2 separate regions of the Homo sapiens genome follow, and region 1 is linked to region 2. A link is a loop called in an ENCODE intact Hi-C map of the cell type or tissue named here. Cell type or tissue: mammary epithelial cell. All regions are shown on one strand. Each heading gives the region's core, and the rest is flanking DNA. Links, peaks and the distances in the headings are about the cores only. Region 1 overlaps SLIT3 (slit guidance ligand 3). Region 2 overlaps SLIT3 (slit guidance ligand 3).

What was found. A loop is a pair of places that touch in the nucleus more often than their neighbours do. Peaks named below come from ENCODE experiments on the same cell type or tissue, not always from the same donor. Only the 100,000 strongest peaks of a DNase experiment are listed, where the experiment ranks them.
Region 1: it touches region 2 in a loop (8-fold over the local background); 1 of 110 quality-filtered maps calls a loop at or near these places.

Annotation. Positions count from the first base shown.
Region 1 is chr5:169,163,497-169,166,413 of GRCh38, reverse strand. All of the region lies in intron 4 of SLIT3 (slit guidance ligand 3), which reads left to right. Among named protein-coding and RNA genes, the nearest start is that of MIR585, 99 kb to the left of the region's middle. RefSeq lists enhancers at 871-1,735, 1,736-2,602. In mammary epithelial cell, for the core only: a CTCF peak has its summit at 1,723; DNase peaks (open chromatin) are centred at 1,163 and 1,753; H3K27ac peaks cover 2,500 bases.
Region 2 is chr5:169,266,488-169,269,404 of GRCh38, reverse strand. The region is part of intron 1 of SLIT3 (slit guidance ligand 3); the gene reads left to right. Among named protein-coding and RNA genes, the nearest start is that of MIR585, 4.3 kb to the right of the region's middle. In mammary epithelial cell, for the core only: no CTCF peak of the experiment used is centred there; a DNase peak (open chromatin) is centred at 1,154.

The DNA.
Region 1 (2,917 bases), core at 332-2,831, 100 kb after region 2:
GCTCAAGATGATCTCCACTGCCCTGCGAACTGTAATATGGCTCTCATGGGCCTTGATGTGCCCGCTGCTAAATGAAGCATCTGAGCATGAACACGTTGAGAGAATAATTCACCAGGCAGCCCTTTTCTCATTAAGAACATGTGTCAGCAAACGATTCTCTAGCCCAGCATGAACAAGAACTTTGGGGGGAGTCTTTGGTCTCCATGGCAAAGACGGCTAAAAAACAAAGGCAGTGACCCCAGAAGAGGAGGAGGAGAAAAAAATTAGTAGCGTTAGTCTTAGATGGAAAGGTGAAAGAATGTAGTGCTTGGTTTCTGGAGTCAAATCCTGGCTTTGATCTTTACTGTGTGACCTTGGGCAAGTTATTTAACCTCCCTGTTTCTGTTTCTTTATGTGTAAGATAGGCATGATGATATGAATAGTGCCTACCTCTTAGGTTTCATCCCATCAACAAATATCTGCTAAGCACTCATTCAGAGCTAGGCACTCAGAAACTATTTCATTCTAGGTGCTGGGGACATAGCTGGGAATGAAAGAGCAAAATGCCTCTCCTTAGAGGGCTCATATTCTAATGGGACTCCCATTCTAGTGGGGGTGCACTTGATAGACAAGGTAAACACATAAAGCAACTGGTATGTTGGACAGTGATACATGCTAAGGAGAAAAATTACACAAAGCAATTGTCTTTGGGGGTGGAAGGGTGGAGTGAATTTTAGATAAGGTAGCCAAGGAAGGCTTTAATAAGAAGGTGACACTTGAGTAAGGACTTGAAGAAGACTTGAAGAAGGTGAGGGAAGGAGCCATATGCATATTTGGGGAAATATTGAATGAACGAATTTGTCAAATGAATGAATCCGTGAAAAAATAGGGTTGTATGGATGAAATGTGATCACAATAAATGTAACGCACTTAGAATAGTGCAAGATGCATAGTATGTGCTCAATAAATATTAGCTATCTTCATATTTAGCAGATTAGGCAGTGAAGTTGTTGCTGTCACTCCCCCTACTTCTGGCTTTCTGAAAGCATTTTCAAGATACGCAGAAAGGAAGGATACAGAAGCCTCTTCTGATTCTATTAGCAGACTGCATACAATAGGATCTCTCTTTTAGGTTGGCCTAGGCACAAGTTAAGACTCATCACACACACCTGGATTATAAAAATTCTCTTATGCATGCAGCCCTTCTGAGGTTTCTCATACTTTTGTGTAAATTGCATCACTTGTTTCTTCCAACATCCCTGTTGGGTAGCAAGGCAGGTGCCTTTAGTTACCCCCTCCCCTAGCAAAGGCAAGGGATCTAGCATTTCCTGAGCACCTACTATGTGCCAGGCACTCTGCTAGTTGTTTTGCCTATATATGTTGGCTCCCTTATCCCTCCCTAGAGTCCGGGAGGTCATGCATTATCATTACTGTTTGAAAGATGAGGAAATCTAGGTCTGGCTCCCCAGATTGGCACAGCAATAAGCTGCTTGCTGGGCCTGAAGCCCAGGCATCCAACGGCAGGGTATCTTCTGTGGCTCACGCAGTGAGCCTGCCCCCATCTTTGTCCCGAAACCTTGGCATGCCACCCCAGCAGGGCAGCCTTGCCTGGGAAGCCTGGGAACAGGGCGTGTTGTTGGCTTGCAGTTTAATTGAAGTGGAAAGCAGCCCATTGAGACAGGCCCAGATCTGTTAATCCTGCTTGTAGGAATGCTGGAGATAAAAGCAGCCATGGACCTAGAGAACAATAGCTCCACATACCAGCAGGAAAGGGCACTGTCATTGCCCCAAACCAAACAACTGCCAGGGCCTGGAGGGTCTGGCGGGGAAGGCCCAGGATGAGGCTGACTCATAGAGATGACAGAACAGCCCGGAGAGAATGGGAAAATGTAGAAGGCCAAGTTTACCCCAGTGCATATATACTTTGGGGCTGAGTAATGTGGTAGACAAATCACTCCCTTCACCATCCCACCCAGAGTGGAAGCACACCCTGAAGCCTCAAGGATAATTTCTACTTAAAACAGTTGAGTAAAATGGAACCACAGACTCTGCTGCTTCTTCAGGAAAAGGGGCTGCGGTCCTGAGACTCCCAACCCGTTGTGCTAGAATGGGACCTTGGGAAGGAAAGCTTTCTCCGAGGGAATTGAATTAGCCGGAAATATTTAAGATCCCATTTTCCCTCCCATTGGCTTGTATTTACTGGTCTTGATGGGGAGTCCGAGGATGGTACTTAGAGGCCCTGCAATGGAAATTCTAAAACAATTGACCAGACTTTCGAATGTGTGGTTATGTTTAGATGTCTTGGGTTGCTTTCCCCTGACTTTGAAAAGGAGCAGACAAAACATGTTGATTTGCGAACATCCTTCCAGAACATAAATCACTGGGGTGAGTGTGGGGTTGGAGTCTGTCATAGCTCACTGGGAGATGGGCCCACTGCCTGTCTTTCATGGTCTCCCCTTTGCACTCTGCCCTCTGCCCCATGGACATTCTCACTGGGGGCCCGCAAGCATCACCTCTGCCCAGGCCCAAAGGAACGAATGGGGCAAAAGTTTGAGGAATTTGCCTTGGTGAGTTTTATAGAAAAACTAGCCTGAAAGTGGTAAGATTGGAAGAGCGCAGGAGTGGTCACGTCACCCTTCCTTCCGTTGTCCAGTAGAATGACACTAGATAGTTCCTGAACTTCCTTAGTATTTCCCGATATGCTCTCTGCAATGATAAAATATCCAGATTTTATCTGGGCTGATAGCTCATGCTATCTGTCTAATCGCTTTGGTGAGGTTGCCAGCCTCAAGGAGAAATCAGGGAGAATCAGAAATTAAACATTTTTCAGTCATTTTTTTCACACATATAAGTTGCATTTTGGTTGTTCCTCTAGAGAGACACTAGGGAAAAGGGAGCCGCTATGATGTCCACAGCCCTCATTCCAAACACCCATTGA
Region 2 (2,917 bases), core at 178-2,677:
CTCTCATGTCAGTAAAGGTGGAGAACCATAGAGAGTGGAGGAGCCCAGTGCTAAGCACCTGGCCAAAGACAGCATCAGCTGTGTCTTGGGCCAAGGCCGGTTGCGTGGAGTCAACAAGAGTTGGTATATAAGTCAGAGTGGTTAAGGAGAGGGAGGACCTGCAGTCATTGGATCCAAAGGGTTTACCTCCCTAGTTCTTCCCTGGGTCCTGGAGACATGAAGGTGAACCCCCACAGCCCTTGCCCTTATTGCTTACAGGCTAATAAAGGAGACAAGCTGGGCACCTTCAAGTCCCTGAGAGTTTAGAGCAAAGAGCAGGGAGCTCAGACCATCCAGGCCTGTCCTCCAGAATCATTACTCCGTGGATAATACTTTGAAGATGTGTGAATTGGGGCAAGTTATTTAACCTCTCTGGACCTCACTTTCCCATAAATACTATTTTTGGCTTTCATAATAACATACGATGATGGTGATAATAAGAGTGTCCCCCTTATAGGATTCCTGTAATATTTCAGGGGAGATGAACAGTGCCTGATATGACATGATAAATCAATACGTGGGAAAACCATTATTAATTGTTATTTTTATAGTTTTCCAGCAGTACAACTTTTTAAAAAATTTATAAAATGCTTTGTCTTGCATTGGCTCACTTGAGCATCTCAAAAACCCTCTGAGGTTCTGCAAGTGCTGCTAACCCATTTTGCAGATAAGGGTGGTTTGCCCAAAACACACGAGTAGTAATGAAACTGGGACTGGAGGCCTGATGCTACAGCTGCTGTCCAGTGTTCCTCAACTCCGTGCCCTGTTGCCTTCTCTCATGGATATGGGGGCTGTGTCTGCTCTGTGGGTGATGCCCAGATGTGTAAGAAAGGTTCTCTGCTTTCAAGGAGTTTATATCTCATTCAAATTGGAAGAGCCTTGATCTGGAAATTGGAGAGTTCCGCCTGCAAGTGAGGGCCACTTCTGCTGTCTCCAGCAAGGAAAGACAGGCAGGAAAATGACTGGGAGTCTTATGTGGTGCCATCAGATGACATTCAGAATTTCCTTGGGTCGAACCTGCAGAGACCTGTCTCTGATTTCCTGCGTGTCACTCGGCAAATTCCCTCCATGTGTGAAATGAGCAATGAAGCTAACTCTCTGGTGCATGGTGTTAGCACCAAGTTGCATCACATTCCCCCCTCCGCCACTCCTCCTTCGCAACAGACCTTAACGTTATTCTGTGATTACTTCGCATCATCCTTCCCAAATGTGCATCAAATTAAAGAGTTATTAGGGCATGGCAGGACATGTTTATGGGGAAGAATTTCCTTTAAAGTCACAGCTCAGCCTGAACTCACTTTATTAGTGTTTATACAAAGTATGTAGCCTGTTCCAATGCAGTCCATGTTTATATTCCTGCAGCAATCATTGCATTCCTTGGGCTGTTCCTTCGTTTTCTTAAAGTGATTACTGCACCTATGTTAAAAGTTAATAGTGTATGTGCTCTGTGACTGGTTGGACTTGGGAGGTGGGCACCATTCAGAAAATGACACTTAACCAAGATGTGTCCTGCAAATAGCCATAGACTTAGAAGTGGTCTTCAGCCCAAGTGGACAGGAAGAAGGTCTCCTTAAGAACAAAGACATGGTGGGCAACCAGGCCCCATATGAGTATTTCCATTGTCACCCACTCCTGTTGCCGATATTTTGTGGCTCAAGCTGGGAATGACCATTTGTGTTGATCTGATCTTTGCCTGTTTCTGTGGTATAATTATTAATGACTTCCCCTTTAACTCACAAAAGTATTCAAGTTTGGATAATCATATGGTCATTCCAATTCTAACTGATACCCAGATTTACTGGTATAAGTGAAGTACATCAACTTTAGATCTCAAGCCATTGTCAATTAAGGGCAAATGTAACTCAGTTAAAACTGTCAATAAAGAGCTCAAGTTAACATCAGTCATTCAACAGATATTGATTTGTGCCTTTCATGTGCCAGGTATTGTGCTGAGCCTTAGGGATTCAAACATAAATCAGATATGGCCCTGGAGCCCAGTAAGTTGGAGCTTATTAGTTTAGCTAAACTTTTTGAGTATGTTACTAAAATTCTCTGACCAGGTCATTTCAATTTCTCTTTCACCCTTTAGGACTCTATATTTACTTGCTGCAAGTTGATTGCTAAATTTTCAGCCACTAATCCTTGTTCATTTGGTACTTCTCAGCTTGTGACCATAGACAGGTGTCTTAATCTCCCTGTGCCTCTATTTGTTCAATCATAAAATGGGACTAATAAGTAGCATCAACCTCATAGGCTGGTTGTGAGGATTAAAAAAGGCCCCAAATGTGAAGTGTTTAGCATAGTCCTTGGCACATGGTAAACACTCATTGTAGATTGGCTCCTGCATAGTAAATAGCAGAAAGTTATTTGGACCTTAATGTTGGTTGGGTGCAGCATTTGTACCTCTATTGACCGGAGTTAAGTGGCCTTCTTAAAAACATTGCTTAAGGTAATATGTGTTAGGATCCAAAGCCAGTGAGAATTATTGTGACCCTAGGGGATCAGTTTATTTTCCTCCTTTTAAAGATGAGGAAGGAAAATTTTACAAAGTCATGCTCTGGATTATCATGGATGAAGATCATGGATGCTTAACTTGGGCCATTCTTTCCTACTATGCCGTATTGCTAGGTGTATCAGTTAGCATAGACAAGGCTAAGCTGCAGCAACAAATAAGCCCAGATATATCAGTAACAAAACAATATAAAGCTGTATTTCTTCCTCTTCCTCCCACCCACCCAGTCCAGTAGAGCTGGTCTGGGTGGTGGTAGGTGGCTTATGATCCATATTGTCACTTAGGAACCCAGGCTGCTTTCCTCTGGGGGACCCCTCCATTTATGACACATGATCTCTACATGCCATGAAGACAAGAAAGGGAAGG